Linked DNA regions of Homo sapiens: all the other regions are linked to region 3. Evidence: chromatin loops called from intact Hi-C (ENCODE). Cell type or tissue: heart left ventricle. All regions are shown on one strand. Region 1 overlaps CPB1 (carboxypeptidase B1). Region 2 overlaps LOC107986045 (a long non-coding RNA gene). Region 3 has its middle 12 kb from the start of TM4SF18-AS1.

What was found. Hi-C counts contacts between places; a loop is a spot of excess contacts. Peaks named below come from ENCODE experiments on the same cell type or tissue, not always from the same donor. Only the 100,000 strongest peaks of a DNase experiment are listed, where the experiment ranks them.
Region 1: it touches region 3 in a loop (2.8-fold over the local background); 37 of 110 quality-filtered maps call a loop at or near these places.
Region 2: it touches region 3 in a loop (23-fold over the local background); 101 of 110 quality-filtered maps call a loop at or near these places.

What each region holds. Positions count from the first base shown.
Region 1 is chr3:148,851,034-148,859,033 of GRCh38, forward strand. It overlaps CPB1 (carboxypeptidase B1), which reads left to right. Exons shown (of 11, transcript NM_001871.3): 10 at 6,424-6,508. Among named protein-coding and RNA genes, the nearest start is that of CPA3, 10 kb to the right of the region's middle. In heart left ventricle, no CTCF peak of the experiment used is centred here; no DNase peak of the experiment used is centred here.
Region 2 is chr3:148,951,487-148,959,486 of GRCh38, forward strand. LOC107986045 (a long non-coding RNA gene) reads left to right here. Exons shown (of 3, transcript XR_001740565.2): 3 at 4,096-4,602. Among named protein-coding and RNA genes, the nearest start is that of GYG1, 36 kb to the right of the region's middle. RefSeq lists an enhancer at 6,025-6,526. In heart left ventricle, CTCF peaks have their summits at 4,169 (motif pointing right) and 6,354; no DNase peak of the experiment used is centred here; H3K27ac peaks cover 841 bases.
Region 3 is chr3:149,268,856-149,276,855 of GRCh38, forward strand. It overlaps the pseudogene CPHL1P. Among named protein-coding and RNA genes, the nearest start is that of TM4SF18-AS1, 12 kb to the right of the region's middle. RefSeq lists an enhancer at 689-1,888. In heart left ventricle, a CTCF peak has its summit at 4,466 (motif pointing left); no DNase peak of the experiment used is centred here; H3K27ac peaks cover 997 bases.

The DNA of each region.
Region 1 (8,000 bases), 420 kb before region 3:
AATCATCGAAAATTTCATGGCCAAGCCTGGTGGCTCATGCCTGTAATCCCAGCTCTTTGGGAGGCCGAGGCAGGAGGATCACTATGGTCAGGAGTTTGAGACCAGCCTGGCCAACATGGTGAAACCTCTTCCCTACTAAAAATACAAAAATTTGGCTGGATGTGGTGGCACACGCCTGTAGTCCCAGCTCCTCGGGAGGCTGAGGCATGAGAATCCATTTGAACCCAGGAGGCAGAGGTTGCAGTGAGCCAAGATCATGCCACTGCACTCCAGCCTGGGTGACAGAGCAAGACCCTGTCTCAAAAAAAAAAAAAAAAAAAAAAGAAAGAGAAAGAGAGAAAAAAAGAAAGAAAGAAAGAAAGAAAAAGAGAAAGAAAGAAATTTCATTGAGCACCTATTAAGTGTTCATTATAAAGTATGTTTCCTGCCACTGAGAATTTACAATCCTACTGAAATGATAAGACTTGGGTACCAGAAACCATACAAAAGGAGAACAGAATTGGGAGTTTCCAGTTAGTGCAATAGTAAGAATTCAGGAAAGGAAAATAGCAATGTTTGCTGAAGCTGCTCAGTGAAGATTATAGAGAGGGGATGCAATTTGTTCTGAGCTTTGAAGTCTGGGCAGGATTTGAGTGGCAGAGAAAGGAATAGGGTGTTTTAGGCAGAGAAAAGAGCCAACAAATGAACAATGGAGAAACTGAAAGATGAAGTTGAGGAAGAAAGTAGAAGAGGGTCATCCTGTATCGAGTGTTCTCCTTAGGGAAGAGTCGGGGCAAGGGCCAATCAATGAGGTAACCAGGTTGTGTAGGCACTTGAATGCCAGGATGAATCCTGTGTCACAGTGGGCCCTGGAGCCAGGGACCTGGAAAATAGGATTGCAGGTCCATTACAGGACTTCCAGTAGAATCTGGAATTCAAACAACAAACAATTTTTATTGTAACCATGTCCAAATATTTCATGGGACAGACTTATACTGAAAAATTATTGTTCCTCTGAAATTTAAATTTAACTGGTCAGTCTGTATTTTTTGCTAAGCCTGAACGTTCTGGGAATAAAGTGATGTTTTAGCAACAGTGACCTAGCAGAGGTGTTTAAAAGATAGCTGTAATGTCATCAACGAGAAAAAGGCATTCTCATAGCACCTTTAAAATCAGTTGTCTTTCTTTTTAATCTTTTTCCTAAAATAAATTCTAGTTTACCATAACTAAATATTTTATATGACTTCCATTTCAACTAATTTTGCCCCCCACTCCCACTCCCACCCCCAGATGACATTTGGCAATGTTTGGGAGACATCTTTGGTTGTCATAACTGTCGAGCTCTACTGGCATCTAGTGAGTAGAGGCCAAGGGATGCTGATAAACATCCTACAATGCACAGAACAGCCCTCCCATCCCCAACAAATTATCCAGCCCAAAACGTCAAGAGTGCCAAGGTTGAGAAACTTGCTTTAAATAAATATAAGAACAAAGTCACATTCCTGGACAAAGGCTCTCGCCTTTCACAGGATCTTATACTTTCTTCACAAAACTTTACAATGTTCTGCAAATTACAAGTGCAAGAGAACCTACAAATCCCCCATTAGACAGTATTTATTTATTTGGGAGAAACTCCACTTCCACCAGAAAAATAAATAAATAGGTAAATAAATAAATACATTCTCTAGACTTTGCAATTTCAGCTGACTCACACTTCACATTTCCCTTGAATTTCAAAGAGCTTAAAAATATGTATGCAGATCAGCCAAATAAAAAGTTTGGTTTTCATCAGTGAAAGCGTTCCCACACTCCCCGTGGGCTCTGTGGAAATCGGCAGGCCTGGTTCTCCTAAGCCAAACTTTTTCCTAACTCCTTGCCCTTCTCTAATCTCAGGGCCTCCTTTTTCTCAAAACATATTTGCTTTTTCAGGTCTCAAATGCTTTCTCCTTGGTTCCTGCTTATAGACCGTAAGGGCTTCTTCTTTTGCACCAAAATTATAAAAGTTAAGTTTCTTATTGGTCCCTTGGTGTAATTTACCCATTATCGCAGGACAGAAGGAAGGAAACTGCAGTTAAGGATTATTTTGATGTTTCTCTTATCACAAATATTCACCCATAGGGATGGCTAAACTCAGAACTTTCAGTTAGAAACAAAGTTCTACAGAAAATTTTCTTTAAATTGTTTTATACCTTATAGTTGGTTTGGAGCTTTTGTTTTCTTATGCTGTAATAATGGGTCACTGGAAGATTAGAAGAGGCAGCCCCCTGTCATGATGCTGGCTGTGTACAAGAGATTGGAACAAGGGCTATGTGCACAGTCACGAAAGGGGAGTTTCTTTATCATATATTCGATGGGAATGCAGGTCAGTGGAAAAGAATATCCTCTCCTTATTCATCTCACCAGGTCCTTGGAACTCAATGCCTGGAGAAACATTACACTAAGCTTTTACTTTGTCTCTTGGGCTACGAGCTAGATGTGACATTTTAGACTCTCTCTGTCTTTTGCTCTAGGACCAAGGCCTCATTTTGAGGAAACAGATGACAAAAGAGAACATGCATAAGATGTGAAAATTCATAGCTAAGGATTAATAAAGGCTGACCATGTTTGGCCTTGACTGAAAGCAAAGTTTTCTCTCAGGCTGGTTTATATTTAGCTTCCTTCTGTTCTTTACAATTGGTAAAACCAGCTCCAGCAACACTTCTTTTGAAGTATTCCAAGGCCACAAGGAGAAGTGAAAAAGAGCAGAGGATTTAAAGAAAGAAGAACCTAGCTCAAGTCAGCCACTTATGGGGCTGTGTGCCCTTGAGCAAGTTCTTTTATCCTCTGTGAGTGTTAGTTCTTTTATCTGTAAAATGGGGATAAAAATATCTAGCTCTTATCAAGAGCTCTTTGTAAAGCTTAAGTTTTTATGTAAATGTTAGTTCTGATTTTGAATCCACTGAGAAACAATGTAAGATGTCCCTCAAAAGGCAAGTTTTATAGAAATCATCACTAATTGGAGTTTCAAGATATGGACCGAGTTCTCTGCTGTGTCGTTGCTTCTTGGTTCTTCCATCATCTGCCCTCATCTCTTTTTACAGAAACATGAAGGGAAAAGAGTTACCACTCTAAATTGTAGCAAATGCAAGAATTACCTTTCTCTCTACCATTCTTAGCAGGGGTCAGTCATCTGGGTTGATTGGAACATTCCCACTGAGCTTGCTGCCCCAGGTGGAATTCCATTCTGCTAGAAAATTCTGTGTTGGTGAAATATGGACAGATAATGTTGAGAAGATAAATGAGTAACATTTGTGAAATTATTTGAACTCTTCTAAAGAAAAGACCCACACTGATTCCAGGGATTTTTGTTAAGATAATTGGAATTTAAAATATGATATTTTACTTGATTAATGTCTGTTCTGACTTTTTTTGTCTTTTGGCCTTGGAGGGGCTAAGAGAAAGGATTCATAGACTTTTTTTTTTAATTAATAGAAATAAGTAAAATGCACAGAAGATGTCAATGTCTAAATGTGGCATCCTATCAACCATCAATAAATGGTACCACTGCCCTCCCCCAGAAGCATCCCCAATCTCCACTCAGGTGGGTTCAGCCTCTGCAAAGCTCAGCACTCTGTACCTCCACCCAAATCTTGATTATTCATAATGCCCCTAAGCCAGAGTGTTAGACTCAGTCAACTAATCATGTGCTAGGTGCTGTGCAATCTGCTGAGGATACAAAATGAATAGCCAACAATTCCTTCCTTCAAGGAGCTCACCTGGTGAGGAAATAGATGCAAAAACAACTGATTATAGCATACAGTGAACCCTGATAAAAGTGTGGGCCCCCAAAAAGGAGAGGGGCTCAATGCTTCCTAAGAGAGTAGAGGCAGCTTCACAAAGAAGATAACACTAAAACTGAATCTGGAAAAACAATAGCAATTATCCATATTAGTAAAGAGAGAAAGAGGATTCCAGTGAAGAGAAAAGGGTACCCACAGTCATGGAGGTCAGGAGAAGCAGGAAAGGGTGTACAGGGAAGTAATTCAGGAAAATCTACCTCAGAAGGAACACGGGAATGCACAACAAATAATGTAGCCTGAGAGACAAGGCCGGACCTGGTTTGCAACAACTGTTTTTGCCAAAAGAGGTTTGACATGATAGAGCCATCGAAGACGTGGTGATGAGGTGATCTTCAGAAGATGAGAGATGAGGTGGATATCAAAATGAGAGAGCAACTGAGGACAAGAGCTGAGAACTTAGGCATAAACTAAATGTTCCTCCAGTGTGCACCTGTGACAGGAATAAAATAACAACCTTTTTAAGCTCACATCAACCTCAGATATTGCTTCAGCATCAAAAAAAAAATAGAGCAACTGTTGCCAAAAGATGCCGATGACGGTGTAGAGAGAACTTGGATGTCACTTCACATGCCCAGAGTGTGGTTTGAGGAAAGGACAACTAAACATTTTTCTGTGGCCTTAATGGAAATCATGTCTAAATTGATATAATAAGTCAAAAGAGATAACAGATCACAAGTAGCCCCCTTTGGTTTTGTCTGAAAACTGTATTACTACATTGCACCAGTAAATATATTGAGAGACTTGAAAGACAATCAATCAACACACGAGTCCAATAGATAATGACAATGACTATTAAATCTTCTCTAGTCTTCGTAACTTTATATGTTTGGAACTAATATTGAAGAATCATATTTCTACTAACTAAAAATAATAATTCAAGGCTTAAGGAAAAATTGAAGTAAAGCCTGAAGAAGGCAACCAGGGAAGGAATAAGAATTCTTTAAGATCAGAGGTTCTGCCTTTCAGATAAATAACTAACTGGAGATTTCCTTTGATAAATGGCAAGATAAAGAAATTGTAGAATGGTAGAAAATATCATGTTTACCTACAAAAAGAACTATTGCCTCACCATGTTTCACATCTCTAGAAGATGGTTTTAAATCTATTATGAGCATTATGTAATGTTTAACTGGTTCTGGTTTCAATTGGCAGTGGAACCTAAGGGTTTAAACAAAGGGTTAAAAAAATCTAAATCTAGTGTCTTCGTTACAATAAGATTAAACAAGAGGAGCAATATATTTAGGCCACAACAGTAAAGATTTCATGCAGTTAGAGAAAGCATGTCTTAGTTTATCAGTTTAGAAATAGGAAAATGGAACCCTAAAATTTGCAAGTACCGACCCAAAACTCTGAGAATAATGTTAGTTCCAGGAAGCTGATTGCATCATTTCAGTGGACCAGAACAGAAAATAATGAGTTACATTTAATAACTCTTTTTAAGTTTTCTAATTTACCACCTGGCTGATAAAGTATTAATGCTATAGGAATTGGAATCCTTGAAGTCTTACGGCCACGCCCTCATCAGTTTGACATAAGATTCTACTAAACTAGTTTCAACATTAGAATAAGGAAAGGAAAATTCCTACTTTGTAAAAATCATATTATTCTGATTTCATCACCAACCTCACAGTTTTCCAGGCATATGTAGAAGAAGTAATTATAATGCCAAAGTATGAAATATAGCCGGTTTCATAACCGGAATGAATTATGGCTAATTCTCCTGCAGTAAATAATTTGTTTTTCAAATCTGTATTCCCCAGACAGCTGAGCCAGGCCTTGCTTCTCAAGTGTTTTATTTAAATAGGCAGTATGTCAGTGGAGTTTTACCACAGAGTTTCTGAGCGCAGAGAGCCTTTCCCTAGGAGTGGGGTGCAGGGAACTGGAGGGCAATGGTTCTTATGAGAAGGTGATGATGCTTCTAAGAAAAAAGATTACACGTAAGTTAATACCTAACAATTTTTTTTAATTCTGAAATTCAAATGTTCTGCATTTTGAAATAGAATGAATATTCTCTAACTTTTTAGTCTAAAAAATTTCCAAGCTGGAGCTACCACTCATCCTTGGAACTGCCAATTCCTAAGCATTTTCATGCTGGCACTGAATGTTGCATTGACTAGCCATTCCTATGTGCAGTTTCTAATGCTCCTGCCCTAACTCACACAACCCTATTGTAACTTAATCTGGCTTTATAAACTGCCACATTGCCAAGTGTTTTTTTTTTTTTTTTTTTTTTGCTTTGTTTTCTTTGCGTTTTTGCATGCGTGTGTTTTGGTTTGTTTGCCTGCAAACAGGTAAACAACTTCTTTGCACAACCATAAAGACTTCCTTGTCTCCTGCTTTTCTGTTACAAACTCTTACAAGACAAGATAAATAGAGGCTCAGAGTGAATGCTTGGGGAGGGTATTAGGGAAGACATTCTTGCACAAGAATTACTTGGATCATATCACTAGGTTAAGTAGAAAAATGAAAATGGGTCCTGAATAAGCATATAATACGATCCAAATTGTTACTTACATGCTTTGAATGCCTTAAAAATAATGTACAGGGCATTTGTTTGGCAGTGTGCTTTTATTTATTTCCTTACTTATTCCTGTTTCTTTTGCAGAATGCCCTGGCTAAAGCTACTGTGAAAGAACTTGCCTCACTGCACGGCACCAAGTACACATATGGCCCGGGAGCTACAACAATCTGTGAGTCTTGGCTTCAGAACTGTGCAAAGAACCATGTGCCTAAAAAGCCAACGAAAGGTTCCTGGGGCCTTTCTTTTCTGATAGTTTAAAGCATGTGGCTTTTGCCTCACAGCAAATTTTTCTAAAATATGTAATCAGTTTTCTGTTCAAAAAAAAAAAAAGGAGGGAAAGCCTGGACAACATAGCAAACTTTTCTCTAAAAAAAATTAAAAAATTAGCTGGTCATGCACACCTGTAATCCCAGCTACTCAGGAGGCTGAAGCGGGAGAGTCACTTGAGCCCAGGAGTTCTAGGTTACAGTGAGCTATAATTGCACCATTGCACTCCAGCCCGGGTGACAGAGCAGGACCCTATCTCAAAATAAAAAGGGAGGAGGAGAAAAATATCCTTTTCAACCCACAGAGACATTTCCTCCCTGTAAGCATCTACTGAGCACTTACTATGTGCCAGGGCCTTACTAGGCACTAAGAGAACAAGAAAGTAAGAATAGAGAGAAGAAAAGATGAAAAGAGAAAAGGAAGGAGGGAGATCAGGGCAATCTTTAAAGAACTAGCAGTAGGGAAGCAGCAAAAATAAGCAGTCTTTTGTGATACAGGTGCTAAGTGCTGTGACATTAGGATGCACAAGGAAAGAACACACCCAAAGACCAACCAACCCCACAGTATCAGAATTAACTTCCCAAGATGATGACACAAAAGTTTTATCTGAAAGGATTGTTGCTGGAGGAAAATATAAGACAGAGTGTTTTCAGCCGGGTGCAGTGGCTCATGCCTATAATCCCAGCACTTTGGGAGGCCGAGGCAGGCAGATCCCGAGATCAGGAGCTCGAGACCAGCCTGCCCAACATGGTGAAACCCCACCTCTACTAAAAATACAAAAAATTAGCCAGGCGTGGTGGCGGGCACCTGTAATCCCAGCTGCTCGGGAGGCTGAGGCAGGAGAATCGTTTGAACCTGGGAGGCGGAGGTTGCAGTGATCTGAGATCCTGCCACTGCACTCTAGCCTGGGCGACGAGAGCAAAACTCCATCTCAAAAAAAAAAAGACAGAGTGTTTTTTTGGCTAAACAGACGACAAACAAGTACCAGGGCTACCTGAGGCACAAGTCACCTTCAAGAGGTAGACACCAGTCCCTCTAATTAGACACTCAGTGTATGCAAGCAAGTGGCTAGAGTGGTAGGGGCTAGACCCAAGAGCTGTGGGTGCTGCAGCTTAGATTTATCTGGAAGGCACATTCCACAGGCCTCATTTTCAATTTCTACGTATATCTTCCTTTGCCTTCAAATGGTTTCTTTCTGCCTGAGGTTGGAAAGAAATTGAAACACACACATGACAAAAGACCCAGTCTCATCATCAAGTGGCCTCCAGTGCAGTTGGAGAGGCTCCAGTCCTGAGTTGTTGGGATTTATTTTAAGCCTTTATGCAAAATACAATTTTCTTTATTTTTATTATTTTTAAAAAACTGCTCTGAATCATATGAGGCATACTGTTTTC
Region 2 (8,000 bases), 320 kb before region 3:
GAATTTAATGGATAAATTTAAGGAGAAATTAGGAAAGTAGGGATCAAATCTGGATGAGATTCTGTCAAAATGAAGGTACAATTTTTATCTTAGCAAGGAAAAAATTTTTATCTTAGCAAGGAAAAAATCTAAAGTGGGTAAGAGTTGTCATTCATTTAAAAAGAAAGAAAATAGCAGTCACTTCTGTTAAAAGAAGAATGTATCTAGTCATTTTTATGGTTATAGAGTGGCCTCATCTTTATCTTGTTCCAAACATAGTCACAGAGTGGCCTTGTCTGAACATTGTTTATATTCTGTAAGCATTGTTAGTGTTCACTTGGGAACGTCATGATCCAGCAGCCAGCAGCACAAATTTTTACTTTCCTAAACAAATAAAGGAATGTATCACCACTCAGACCAAACTAATATTTACTTTATATATATACACACACATACAAATAAAATATTATGCTATACATACTATTGGATAATATGCTTTATATAATGACATAGCATCAGTAGCTTTCCATGACAGTGTTCATCAGCATCACTTTAAATGTAGGAATGGAGCTCCATCATGCAGATGAGCCAAAACGTGTTTCATTAATCCCCCATTGCTCAACATTTAACATGTTTTCCTTTGTGTGTGTATGTGTGCGTGTGTGTGTGTGTGTGTGTGTGTATTAGTTTGCTAAGGCTGCTGTAACAAAATACCACAGACTGCATGGCTTAAATAAGAGAAATTTCTTTTCTCACAATTCTAGAGGCCAGAAGTCCCAAATCAAAATGTCAGCAGGATTGATTTCATTCTGAGGCCTCTCTCCTTGACTTGTAGATGGCTTTCTTCCTCCAGTGTCTTCACATGGTCTTTCTTCTGCGTATGTCTATGTCCTAATTGCCTCTTCTTATAAGGTTACCTGTCATACTGAATTAGGACCCACCCATTGGACTTCATTTTACCTCAATTTCCTCTTTAGAAGTCCTATCTCCAAATACAGTCACATTCTCCACTACTGGGAGTCAGGACTTCAATATATGAATTTCGGGAGACCCAGTTCAGCCCATAACAATGTGAACATCTCTGTATCTATGATTTTGTGTACATCCATAGTTATTTCCTTAGGATAAATTTCTAGAGGTGAGATTGATAGGTCAAAGTGAGACCACAGTTTGAAGGCTTTTGGTAATAACATCAAATTGCCCTGGAAAAGTTGGCACGATCTATGCCCTCACCAAGCAGTACAGGAAAGTAACTTTAGCCCTGTTTCCTTCATTGTGCTTTGTAGTTTTGTGATCTCTTTTTATTGGTTTCATATTTGGCAGATTTGCCTATCTCCACATGAGTTCAGATAGCCCAACATGTTAGTGAGACCAAGACTGTAAGTTTAATAGCTTCAGTAGGAGTTTTTATCAGTAGTTATATAAACAAAGAGAATATCCTATACATAGTAAATCAGGACTGTCATTTCTATACACAAAGGACAGCAAAGTTAGATTTTTTATTGATAGAAATAGTGCCTTGATTTTTATATCAAGCATTTAATACTCTATTTTATACTCTACGACATCTCAATAAATGTTTGTTGATTATCTTTTAAATACCAACTAATTCAATTAGAAATCTTCTGGTTTCAAGTGACAGAAAACCCAACTCTAAATGGCTTAAGCAAAAAAAAAAAAAAAAAAGGAATTCATTGATTCATATTGATTCATGTAACTGAAAACCCTGTGAGACAGGGTAGCCACAGGTGAGGCTTCATTCTGAAATTAAAGGCTGCCACCACCAGGGCCCACCTCTGTTTGGCTGCCTTTGGACTAGCTCAATGCCTAAGCTCTCTGTGATGGCCTCTGGCAATGCCAAGCTGAGTCACAAAAATGGCTGCAGGAGAATCAGAAGAAAGTCACTATAGACACTAGGCAGAAAAGCAACAAATACCACTATTCTGGCTCCCATATAGTTCTAGAGCTAGCAGGAAGTTTAGAAATCATTTAGTCTAATAATTTTTAAAAGTTTTTTTGTTATGTTTTGTTTTGCTGGTAACCCTTTCTTCAGACAAGAGCTTATGATGAAGTCAAATATATAAAATAGAATTAAAAACTGAAAGGGTAAGTTGAAACAGAGGTGAGGATCCCTTGCCCCCTCGCTGCTCATTCTCCATGAGGCACCTCCAAGGAGCACACTATTAATTACTTTAGAGATAGAGAAACTGAAGCTCAGAACACATACATTGCTCATTCTGGAACATCACCCATGAATGACAGAGCCAATGGAACTCAGGAGCCTTCACCCTGTCCCGTCAGTCTTGCCGCTTCCCTCACTGGTTGCTCCTCACTGCCATTTTGAGCATTATGTTTAACTGATATCCTTGATCTAGCAACTCTGCTCCTACCAAAAAAAAAAAAACGGAAGCAGAATTGAAAAGCTCAATTGCCTGCCATCTGTGTATATGTACAGCCCTTGTGTCTCCAGCCACAGTTGGTTACTGAGACTAGCTCAGAACTGAGCAGGCTCAGAGCTACATTAAGCCTCTGTTCCTCCAAGTCCATTTGAGATTTTTAATTTCAAATCAGAAAAACAGTGCCTACATCAGTGTTTCTCAGGGTGTAATCTAAGAATTTTGTGGATACCTCTCGCTCCAAAGCCCCCTTAGGAATTCTTGAGTTTAGAAGATATTTTTGGACAAGGTATAGTGAACCAAAGCTGGAACCTAGAAATAGATGTCCTATGAGAAAGAAAGCTTATCAGTTCTAATTTAAAAGTTAGAAGTCCTTTCTTTAGTACATGATTGAGAGTTAAAACCAATACTGGAAAAAGAAATGAAAAAAGCGACCAGATTTATGCAGATAAATTTGCATAGGCAGTTAAAAATAAAATAAATATTTTAAATAAAGTAAAATAAGCAACACCATATATACCTGATGAGAAGCATCCCCTAAAATATCACTGACATGTTTTATCTGAATTTATAGCCAAGAGATGGACACAGGAAGACTGCTGTAGCTCACAAATGAATTCTCTCTTTCCTCTCTGCCTCCCATCTCCTTCTCCTACTTTGTATTAAAGCTTTTCTTATGCAAAAGATCCAGGACATAGAAGAAAACAGAAAATTTCATTAACAAATTTTCTAAAATAAAACAAAATACAACCTTAAAGGCCATTGGGACACTAAGTAACATCCTGAGCTGTATATATGCAAGATTATGGGTTAGAGCCCACAGAGAAAAGTCACAAGAGACCAGAATGGAAGAATGATTTCTGGAGAGTCTCATGAAATATAACTCTCCCTTTATATGGAGGAAAATTGTTTCTATTGAATCTATGATTTCTAGCAAACCCCACACAGAATTGTGCATTGGTATTCCACAATTAAAACCAATTTTAATTACTTGAAGCTAGATATATAGAGCCTCTCAAAATGTTCCTTGTAAAAGAAAATTTTTCCCTTGACATAGAAAAAAAAATGGAGAAAACTGACATATTTTCATGTCCCTTTTAGATCTAAAATTATTTTTGGGGTTTAGTAGAAGAAATATATTAAACCCATCACGATTTGCTCATCATAGAGCCCTGGATCTAGTACATAAAGAGATGTGACTGTTACAGGAACAATTCGAGTTGAGGAGGCATTGATTTTTCTCACATTTGGGCTTGAATAACCAAAGAAATTCCTTCATGTCCCCCTATAACCACCTGTTCACATCTCAGTTATTTGTCAGCTGATGTTGTAATTTTCTGTTACTCATCTATATTTCCCACGACATTCTTAGCAAAGGCAAGGGCTGTATCTCATTTATGATCTTGGAGGGCCTAGGAGAATGCTTGGCCCTCAAATATTCAATAAATTGAGTAGGCACTTAATAAATGGCATAGAAACAGAAGCATAAAAGTGACCAGACGAACCCATTGCAACACCCGTTCCAAGCTCTGAAATGCTACTATTTTTACCTGTTTTTCTGGATTCGCAAAAGGCTAAGTGTAAATCCCAAAGAAAGTCTGGGTCCGAAATTTCAGAAAATATGGCCAAGTAAGAATTAGAACTGTGGAAGGGGTTCTAGAAACACTGGGTGAAATGAATGTATCCTCAATGGTATTTTTTTGCTTTTTTTCTTTGCTAGTTTATTTCATCAAAAAGATCGGAAGCCTAAAAACAGCATTGTTAGGGAACTGGCAGCTCAAGACAAAGAAGCCGAACCAGAAGAGGGCACTCTTACCACAGAGATTTACAGCTAATGGTTTTTTTTTTTTTTTTTTTTTAATGTTTGCCCCTCAGCAGGGCCAACAGAGAAAGCAGGACATTCTTTCCTAAGGAGCTCATAACTCTCCCAGCCAAGCAAGAAGGAAAAGGCAAAACACCAAGGGTGAAAACTTAGCAGAGAATGCCAAAGGCAATGACCGTGCTCTCTGACCATCACACGCTGGAGGCAGAGCTTTATATGGTTCTCAAAGGATTGTTTACCTCCTCCTCACTAAACCTTAAAAAAAAATGTATTCCAAAAACGAATTACACCAAGCCAACCCACATTACTCAGTCTACGAAGCCAACCCACATTCTGGCCTGTACTGCCTTTCAACTCTTCCTATTTCCACTTGCTGGAATAAATCATTTCACTCTAGGGCCAAAACAGGTTTGATTTCATCTGTCAGAGGCCTGTAACATTAAGCGGCAGTGTGGTGCTTGTTAGAGGAGGAGCACTTGTATTCTCCCGGATCCCCTGTGGAACCGCCTGGGCTTCTGAGCTAGGGAAGCAGATAAACCCTGTCCCTGCCTTCACCCTTCTTTGGGGACAGTTATAGGCTGACGGTCTGAACTTTGGGAGAGACAGGACTTCGGTTATCCCTCTCCACTGAGGGCTGCCACCGCACACAATTGATCCAGAGATTGGGAGATGGGTAATCCATCTCATCCTGTCCCTAAAGCCCTGTCTTCCGCAGTCAGCTCTGTTTGAGGACTTCATTTGTGTACTGGTCCAAAATGTGCCCTTCTCCTAGCCTGTGTATGACTAGGAGACTACTTCAACTTCCTTGCCCACAATTCTTCTCATTGCTTACTCTAGCCAGACCGGCCTCTATGTTGTTCTTTGAACACAATTGTGTTCTTGCCTCAGGGCCTTTGCACTTTGATTGTCCCTCTATCTAGAATTATATTCTCTCAGATACCACATGGTTCACCCTCTCGCTTTCATTCAGGGTTATGCCCGAATGTCATGCCTTCCCTGAGCACGCACATCTACACTAGCACCCACAGTATTACACTCTATCCCGACACTGCTGTATTTTCTTCATAGCACTCCTCACTGCCTAACGTTGTTATAAATCTAATCATCTATTTCTGTCAACTCCGCAAAGGCAGAGACTGACTTCTATTTGTCCACAATTGGATCTGCCGTGCCTCGACACAACGGATGTTCTCAGTAAACAGAGAATTAATCAATTAAAATATATCTTTCAGCCCCTGGGTTCCCTCTTCCAGCTTCTCAGGTACTCCTCATTCACTCCAGAATTAAACTAAATCCTATGGCGTGGCATTCAGGGCTCTGATCAGACCCTGTCCTCCCTTTCTGGCCCTGTCTCCGATTGCACACCCTCCACCTGCAACGTACCCTGGAACTCCAGTCAAACCTGGATTACCATCCACTTTCATGCCTGGATGCCTTTGCTCCTGCCCTTCATTCCCTCACCACTTGCTGAAATCCTCCTAATCTCTGAACACCCATCTGACACGCTCACTCCTCACAATGAAGAGGCATTGTCCCTCCCATCCCAGCCACAGACAGTTCTTCTGTCCTCCAATGCCAGTTTGTACATCACTTGTATGATGCCCTCTGTTACAAATTATTTCTCTCTCTAACTTTCTCTGCCAGTAGACAAAGTAGAGGAACAGGATAATTCGCTCTTTTAACTTCCACACATAGAGCAGGGGCCTCGACACAGATAACCTCAGAAGCTAGGCACAAAGTAAGTGAGGTGCATGGCTGGCTTCATCAGCTCAGGCTGCCATAACAAAATGGCACGGACTGAGTAGCTTAAACAACACAAACTTATTTTCTCACAGTTCTGGAGGCTGGAAGTCCAAGTTCAAGGTTCCATCAAGGTGAGTTTCTAGTGGGGCCTCCCTTCCTAGCTTGTAGCTACCTTTTCACTGTTCCCTACAAGGTCTTTCCCCTGAATGCATGCAGAGAGAGAGCTCTCTAGTGTCTCTTCCCCTTACCCTCGTGACCTCATTTAACCTTAATTGCTTCCTTGAAGGCCCTATCTTCATTCAAATCAGTCACTATGGAGGTTAGGGGTTCAACATGTGAATGACAGGAAGTGAGGACACAACTCAGTCCTCAACAATAGGCAAGGCAGGACTCAAAGGAACTGGAGGGGAGTCCCCCATCCATAGGGGGAGCTGCTGCTCAGCTCCAGCACATGGTTCCAGGCCTGACATGCAAGCCCACTATTCCTAAACCGCCAGTTTCACAGAAGCTGGAACTCTGGATGATTCCTAAATCAAATTTCTCATTTTGAAATGAGAGTCAGTAACTAATTAAAACATTATTTTTAACAGTGTGAGCAAAACAAGCCCTGTCCACAGGCAGGATTCAGCCTGGGGACCAAGAGTTGGTAGTTTTTGAACTCCAGCAGTAGTACTGGGCCCATGGCAAAGTCTTGCTCAATGCTTCGGCAGGAAATTGTCTATCGATGTACGTGCCACTGTTTCAGAAACTCTGAAATAAAATGAAGTGGAAAAAAAAAATCCTGACTTCTAACTGTTATACAAAGACTGCCTACTCCTCCCATCTCTCCCACCTTATAGGTCTACTAACAAGTAACTGCTGTCACTGTCCGCCTCTCCATTCCCATCTCCCCTGCCCAGCCACACAAACCTGGGCAGACCCTGGGTCTAGTTCTGAGGTCTGCAATTAATGGGAGAGAGAGAAACTGGGGTCAGTTGAGAAGCAAGCCACAAAGTGATTAGAGATCTGAAAAATAAAGATCAGGAGAGGTTAAATGAACCAAGGTGATTCCCTTTGGAGGAGAGAAGGTTACAGGGTGAGCTAGCGACGGTTTTCAAGTATATAAAAGGCTCATGCCTAGGACAGTAATAAGCGGTTCTCCCTACTGAGAACAGAACAAACAGAAAACACACTCCAAATGCAGCATGGGGATGTGGATGTTTCTTCCTCTAACACAGGTATTTGTAAGGACTTTTGAATCTGAATGGACTTTTAGAGTGGAAAAAGTATTTTTTCTTTGCATTCATTATCTCTCTCCTGATGGAGCAGGTTGTTAACAATGAAAGGAGGAGCCATATGGTAAAAATACTTTCATCTACATAAGAGGACAGTGATGTGATGTTTCTCAATGAAGAATGTATCATTTCTATATTTGCCTATGAGATCCACTTCATACAGGAAGCAGCTGAAACACAAATTGCTTTGGTAACATGTTCAAGGTCAGAGGGCTATAAACAGCCACATTTTCCCCGTTGCACACTTTCCAGTTACATACCAAGAAAACTGAGTTTTTCCTAGTAAATAAGGAGTGTAGAAGATATCAATACATAAATAGATATACATAAACAAACAAGCAACCTCTTCCTTAAGAAGTGTAGAAGCAGGCTGGGCACAGTGGCTCATGCCTGTAATCCCAGAACTTTGGGATGCCAAGGTGAGCAGATCACCTGAGGTCAGGAGTTCGAGAGTGGACAACATGGCAAAACCCTGTGTCTACTAAAAATACAAAAATTAGCTGGGCATGGTGGCACGCTCCTGTAATCCCAGCTACTTGGGAGGCTGAGGCAGGAGAATTGCTTGAACCCGGGAGGCGGGAGGCAGAGGTTGCAGTGAGCCGACACTGCCACTGCACTCCAGCCTGCGTGATGGAGCGAGACTCAGTCTCAAAAAAAAAAAGAAAAAAGAAAAACTATAGAAGTAGAGTCCTCCAGGGCAGAGGTAAGCTGCCTTCATAGGGAAGCATGGCATTTCCCAGAGGCCTCCATGGTGACTGGCATTTTCTTAATTTTCTAAGTTGAAGG
Region 3 (8,000 bases):
CTTTCTTTCCTTCCTACCTTTCTTTCCAACAAAGGTCTATTCATATATTCTTGTAATTACTTAAAAAAAATGGAGTAAATTAAAGCGCAGAAAATCTTCAGAAGGACACAGAAAGAGGAGACACACAGGAGAAAGTGATGGGATCCCATCAGCCAACTAGGCTTTGAGGCGTTTTTTCACTTGGTCTAGGGCTGACACTAGTCTTTCTGCAGGGTTGAGGTAGAAAGACTGTCTTGAGGGTATGATCTGAGAATAAGGTAGATAGGAGGTATTGGTGGAGCTGAGTATATTTTAATCTGAAAATGATCATCTTTTCTAAGTGACAACTTTTTATCACTAAATTCAGTCCTTGAGTTATAATAGCCGTGAGTGGTTTTCTTTTTCTCACACAAAAAAATAAAGTTAAATTCTGTAATTCTAATGAAAATTATGTTTTTTTCTGATTGAAAAATAACACAGAACATTTACGTGATCATATATAGAGTTTTGTCATATTCAAGAATAAAAAAGATAAACAACAACATAACTGACCATTCTGTTATTAAATGGCAAATGTGGAGAGGGAAATAAACAAAAATAAGGAGGTTTACTTGAGTAATCAATTAGAATTATTGGGTTCTGCATAATTTCTTGCTCTGCTTCCCATAGGATTTTGATTCTTGTTTCCTCAGTTAAAGAAAAAGCTGTAATAATATCTGCTCTGTCTGACACTCAGGGTTCTCACTCAGGGTTTATATTCTCACAATGAATATAAAAGTTTTTGTAAAAACAGCAACCCAATCCTATATACTTAAAAGGATTTAAAGCTGTCAGGGACCTGGGCTCCATCACTGACTGTTTCCAAAAGGAATCATATCACCTTCTTGGATATCGGTTTCTTCATTTGTAAGGTAAGGCATTTGTAATGGGCTATGACCTTGGAAGTTCTCTGACTCTGTATCACGCAAAAGTAATAGATCACTACCATGTATCTGGCATCCCAGCATCCACACTCCAGGGGCCTTGGCCACCATGAAGGCATCTTCCAGTGAGGAGGGGAAGAGCATAATGGTGTCCTTTCTGTGATTCCGAGAGATCAGAGTTTGTCCGCGGAGGTAGACGGGGTGTATGTCAGCCACGCCACCCATGCCAACAAAATACCACTGGACCCTATCTTCAGCACACATGGTGAGATTGGGCAGATTTCCATAGATGTATCCATTTATTGCTGAAAACAAATGTATATTAATCAATCAGGCATGATAGATCAGTGCCACCTGGTAAAAATTCTGTGTATTTCCTCATCATATTAATATAAACCTCACAATGTCAACATTGTTCTCACACATAATCTATAACATCTGATTTGTGTTTCATGGGAAAGGAGTCCATATGCATTGTGTATGATGAGAAGTGAGGGGAACACAAAGGTTTAAAGGCAAGAGGAGAAAAAGTTCCTGAAAGGCAGGAAGCAGTGAAAAGGGGAAAAAAATAGAAACTAAGTTCATGAGAGAAGAAACCAAGGATAAGGGTGACGGATTATGATGACATCATTTCTGAAAAATTCTATGTTGGATAAAAACACATATTCATAAAATATTTGGTCAATTATGTCTTTGTTATTCCATATTTTATTACTTAAAGTTACGTCTTTCTTAGGTTTTTACTGTCTATTTTAAATCAGTATGAGACTTCAGAAAACAAATATTGACCAAACTTTACTTGCTATTGGACTTAGGGAATGAGCAGGCTTTACTAGTGATTTGCATTTGCATGTCAACCCAGTATACTCTGATTGAAACGCTGAAAAACATAAACTCAACTAAATAAACTTGAACAAAGGGAAATGACTGAATACGATCATAGAAGTTAGAATTATAAGATATTATGTATGAGAAAGTTCTTTTAATCGTACATTGCATGCTCATGCTCTCCTCAAAACGGGGATCACTAGTATTAATCTTGCCAGATTCAGTAAATGCACGAATATTTTCATCACTATACCAGCTTCTGCTTTCATCAGTTGTAGAAAACATCAGAAAAGAAGACCTGTCAATATCTTTTTCAGTGTCTCCATTCAGTGTCCCTGAAACAAAAAACACATTTCTTACTTTTCATGTAGACATTAATTAGAACCATTGTTACAGATACAACTACTTTTACGATCTACAGTTTTGTTAATTGTTAGGGCACGTGAAAAAGGTAAATGTTTGCGATGTGGGATGTCGGTTTTTGTAAAGTTTACAACAAACTTAAAAAAGCATATTACCTATATGAAGCCATATTTAAAGAATCCATACTCATCTTTACATCAAATCAGTAACTTTCTGCAGTGTCTGCATCTGATGACCATTATCGCGTGAGATTGTTCAAAGTCTAAAAATTTGTGTTTCCTCAAACGAAGGATAACTTTAGTTCATACCAATTTATTTATTCTTCTATGCTTATATTCAACAAATATTTATTGAATATTTGTAATGTGTTAGGTACTATGACAAGTGTTGGGTTTATAAAAGTGAACAAGACAGTTATCTACCCTTGCAGGGCATACAATCAAGGGTGGACGCCATCAATTAATAAGATACTATAGTGTGTAAAGTTCTATAGTAGGGAAGAGTTCAGTGTTTGGGAGCTGGTTAATTTAATTTTGGGTATGGAAATCTTTTCTGAAGGCAGTGACACCTCAGTTGATATTTAAAGGATGAGGAGTTTGCTGGGGTGTACCTGTAGAGAAGATTCCAGGCAGCAATTAAGATAAAAGGAATTTGGACTTTATCGTCAGAACAATCAGCAGTCCTTGAAGGATTTTAAGCAAAGGAGTGACAGACTCAGAATCATCCTCCCACCTTCACCCCCCAGACAGAAAGCCAAGTGGAGATGAATTGAAAGGGGAAGCACTAGAGACTGGTGGGGCAGCTAAGAGGCTGTTGTGGGTATCCTAGCAAAAAGATGGCAGTGGCCTGAACTAGGTTAGAGTTCGTGGAGCTGAAGAGAAGTGAGCTGACCTTGTGATGTGTACGAAGTAGAGCTGGCGGGACTTGACTGATGTATTTAGCAAGTGATGAGGGAGAGGGCAGTATCAAGAATGTTACCCAAGGTTTTGTCTCCAGTGACTAATTGGAGCATACTGGGGCCATTCCCCAAGGCAGGGAACACAGAAGGAAGGGAGAGATTCAGGGCAGGAACAAATGACGGGTTTTGGAATATGACGTATTTAGGTACGGATGAAACACCCAAGTAGAGACGCCAAGTTGCCAGGCCTGACTATCAGTAAAGGAGTTTGAACCAAAGTTACAGATTTCAGACTCATTAACCCACAGATGGAAACAAATGACTCAAAATGGATAAGATCCCTCTGTGCGCTTAGATTGAACAAAAGAGAAAAGTGCTTAGGACAGTGGGAATAAAATAGTTATAATATTTAAAAAGTATATAAAAATATAATATTCTATAAAATTATTATCAGTCCCAAATATTTTATAACAGCCTTATATTTAAAACCATAGGGCATAAATCAACATAACTGTAAGTGAGAAAGTCTTTTTCTTTTTCTTTCTTTTTTTTGTAGAGACACAGTTTCACTATGTTGCCCAGGCTGGTCTCAAACTCCTGGCCTTAAGTGATCCTCCCAACCTGGCCTCCCAAAGTGCTGGGATTACAGGCATGAGCCACTGTACCCAACCAAGGAAGGCTTGATGGCAGTTCACATACTTGCCTTTGAGAATGCAAAGCATTAAGTTATCTTACTGTTTAAAAAGAAAAGGGAGAAAGTTTGGAAATGTTCAGACTAGATAGCTAATGTTTAAGTTAAATATAATAAACACATATTCTTTATCTTGCCATTATGCAGTTGAGTTCCTTGCAATTTTGAGAAGGGCAAAAAGCTCTTCCAAAGTTGGTTTAAAAAGTTATCTCCCGGCTGGGCACGGTGGCTCACACCTTTAATCCCAGCAGTTTGGGAGACCGAGACGGGCGGATCACAAGGTCAGGAGTTCAAGACCAGCCTGGCTAATATGGTGAAACCCAGCCTCTACTAAAAATACAAAAAAAAAAAAAAGTTATCTCCCAAGGAATGTAATTTGTAATCATGAGACTATGTGTGTTTGGCATAGGAAACTGCAATTATTAAAATATTTATTGTGGAGAGATGTTTGTTCACCTAAAATTTAAACTTTGATTGTCATAGGAAGTTAAATTTGCTCATTAACTTCATAATTAATCTAGTGCTGTTGCTTTGTTGATCTTGTTTTAATGAACCAAATCAGAATTTTCAAAACTCTATATTCCCTTGCAAGTTAGAAACATATCAGCAAAACTTCCTCCTTGCAAGAATTATTAATAAACTGATGATTCTAACTGATTCACCTTAAAACATAAACACAAAAAGGTGGCAGTAATTTTGAAGGAAGATGGCCGAAGTGAAGTTTATTGGGTTTGACTACCATCTAGTGACCAACCTGAATTATTGGTTGAACTGAGGGTTGGATTTGAGATCGCCATCTAGTGCTCAGAGTCCAAGATGGCAAGTTTCCATTCTTGACTGGAAAACCAAGGTTAAGGCAGGAAAATGGAGTGCCTTGGATAGTAAAATTCCTCTAGGAGAGCAGAGGACAGCCTACCCATTCTGGTTTACTCTTTTACTGCAATGAGATTTTTTTTTAAAGTTACCTCTTTTACAAGTCAGTATTGGTCCAATAAGTCCCGAAGCTACATCTCTTGCAGTGTCTATATGGGAATGGTAAATTCTTGTCACACAATTACTGTCATTGGGGCCAGGTCCCTGATGTTCTTCTACATACCACTTGTAGGTATATTGTTTCCCTGGCTCCAGATATTCATCTTCCTTTTGCAGGCCTGTCGTATTATCAGGATAGATAGCACCTAGAAAACATATTCTGCACTGTGGTTACAGTAAATATTGGATAACACTATTTTGAATGTGACTCGGGCTTCCTCCATTATGCTACTTTGTATTTCTCAAAAAGTGTGCATTTCTCCCCACCATTTCCCAGATTCCTACCTCCCTAAATCCCCTTTAGTTGGCTTCTACCTGAATGCTCAGCTTGGCTGCAGTTTTTAGACTAAATTGGAATGAGGCAGGCAGTATATAATAGGCTATCATCACTCTTACTGATGGATTCAACAAATATTTATTTTGCACCTACCATGTGCCTAGATCTCAGATGCAGAGGTAACCTCTGGACTCCCGAGTTGCCCTCCATATTTTCTTCATTGCCAGTCAGACTTGGGACCCAGGGCATCCAAGGGTGTCCCTGTTACTTCCAAGTAGCCCACTGCAGTCCGAAGGTGGCCCATGCCGTTACTCTGAACTATTACCTCAGTTCTGACTTTGGACCGTTGCTCTCCTTTCTTTCTTCTTCTCTGGCTAAAGTGTTGCCTCAGATCCTTACCCCTCGTGGCTGGATCCTGCTAACTATGAATAAAATTCCTTTATTCAATAAAAGACTTTGAAACATGAGCAGCCTCTGATTCTCTATTCTTCTTTTGGGACCCTCCTGTTCCACACTGAACATGAAGAAATTATGACTGACTGTTTTGTACTTTCTTCCTGCCCAGCGGCCCAGCTGGAACTGGCTCCAGTCATGGTCCAGTTTCCTGAGTCTGTTTCAGTCCAGAGGATTAATTCAAGGCCTGTTTTCTAGTTCTTCTTCATGCTTCCCTGACGGAATCATCAAACCTCAGTTCAAGTTTTGAGAGTTGATTAAAAAGTAAAAAAATAAAGCAAACTCTTGTTAACATTTTTCACATTATATGTCTATAATATAGACTATTTTTCTTTTTTTTTATAGACTATATTTAAAGGGCAATAATCATTGCAAGATGGTCATGTAACATGGCAAAATAATGATGACAGATGAAAGGAATGGCATATGGGATTTCCGCTGCCCTGTATTATCATAGAGCCTCTGTTGGAAGGAGCACGTATGCTATAGGTGGTACTCTTATCAAGTTGGCCTAAAATTCCAGTTTTCTAAAGATTTATGCCAGGCCTTTTAAAAACCATATTTCAAACACTGGGAAAAAATATCTGTGTTCTACTAAAGACAATTCCAAACTCTGTTTTCCTAGCTTTCCTTGTTGTCTCCCAAAAACTCACAAAATCCTATTTGTTGGCTTTCTCTTCCCTTCCTTTTTTTTTTTTTCCAAAATCATGATGTATCTGTGACTGTAGCTGTGTAGGAGAGAAGAGTCTGCCTGGAAAGTAGTGATTTCTCTTGATACTGATATCTTCCCAGAGGGTGATCCTCATCTACTAGGAAATGGAAATGAGGTGGGGGCAGAACAGGATTTCTGCCAACCTAACATTTAGCTCATGAGTGTTTCCTACAAAACGAAACAAAAAAACACCTTTTTTTTCTTTTCTGGTGAGTAAGGGAAAAGTGTTTTATTTCCTAGGAATTGCATAAGGGCTGTCACTCAATTAAGATGAGAAACTAAAAAAGGACTGTCTTGGGTATAAACTTTAAATACATCAGAAGTAGAGTCTGCATCCACTCTAAACTCCACGTAGCTCAGAATGCTGACCAGTCCATGATTACCTGGCTTTTTCTAATGCAATGTGCTCATACTCTCCATAAGCAAAACTCAGGAAAGAGGATCTGCTTACCTTCATTTTCTTTGGAGTAGGTGAGCCCATGAGGATGATAACTATAAGCTCTTGAAGCATTATTTTTTACATGTACATAAATGAAGTCTCCAGTCTCTGCTTTAATCATTGGACCTAAAAATCCCAACCAGGATGGTTTTTCAATGATCCTTTGAAATGTATTATCAGTATCAATATTGAAAATACAAAGCCTTTTTAAAAACAAAGCTCTTCCTCGCTTGACCTCCTTGTAGAAATTCTCTATAAACAAACAAAAAAGACAGAACTTTAACAAATGTTGACTGGAAAGAAACAAAGTGTTAAATAAGCTAAATGAAAAGTCAGAAGCTCAACAGCCTAATTTTGGCAGATAAAACCCAGAGGCTGGAGAAAATGTGATGGGAGTCAAAAACAGGTATAATTGGTGAGAAGAGTGTTGAAATACTGAATGAAGAAATCAAATACAAATGTAGTAAGTAAAACATGTGGCATTTTGGTTTAAAAGACATGCCAAATTCTTTAAACTGAACTGTGTCTATGTTTCTAACCCCACTTTAAGGTTACTTTAGCATTCAAGTAGTCGATCAGTTCCCATGATTTAGGACTGTTTACACATTTAAATGGATTTGTGGATTTGTTGGTAGCATTAAGGTGTTTTGCTCTTAAACCGTGGTAAATCAGAACCCCACTCATGTCCTCTATATTTCCCTCTCTCAATTATCTGAAGAGAAAAATCGAGAAAACAGCTACACACATATCAAAAGGAAAGTGTTGTTTTATACCTTATCACGTGAACAAAATTAATGATAAACAGAATTAGCTGTGATCTGCAAAATAACGTGTCAGGAAGACAAGAGTGGCGATCATTCCAGGAAAGAGCAATTTTGGATTTGTATTACTACCTCTTTTCCATACCATGTTGGAACTAAACAAACGAAGTGGTTCTAATGGCATATGTGTCCTGCAAGTGTCAATCATGAGAAAGTTTTCATCAGCATTTCATCAATGATCAACAATTACCAACTTTTGCTTCAGATAATAACTTGTTAAATGCAAAGGATTACTTACAGGTCTTCAGAAAAAGGCTTTTCATTGAGCATATTTTTACCAGAAGGAGCATAGTTCCAAATGCTTTCTTCAATGCCTATGTAGCAGTGCCTATCTATTGCCCAACCTGGAGAACTAATAAAAAACAGAAAGGTCAATGGTAAAAGTGCCTTCATTTTCAAATTCTGAGCCTGGAGAAGTTAACTGAGTAGGGCTTGCCTACCTTTTATAATCCAGGCTTTCTTCTTTCATTTGTGTCTACTGACATACATTATCTGTCTTCATTAACATATATGTCATTTCCATTCCAAGTGGTTTTGGATTTCATTGTCAGGTGAGGTGAAATGTTGCACAACACACTGGATCG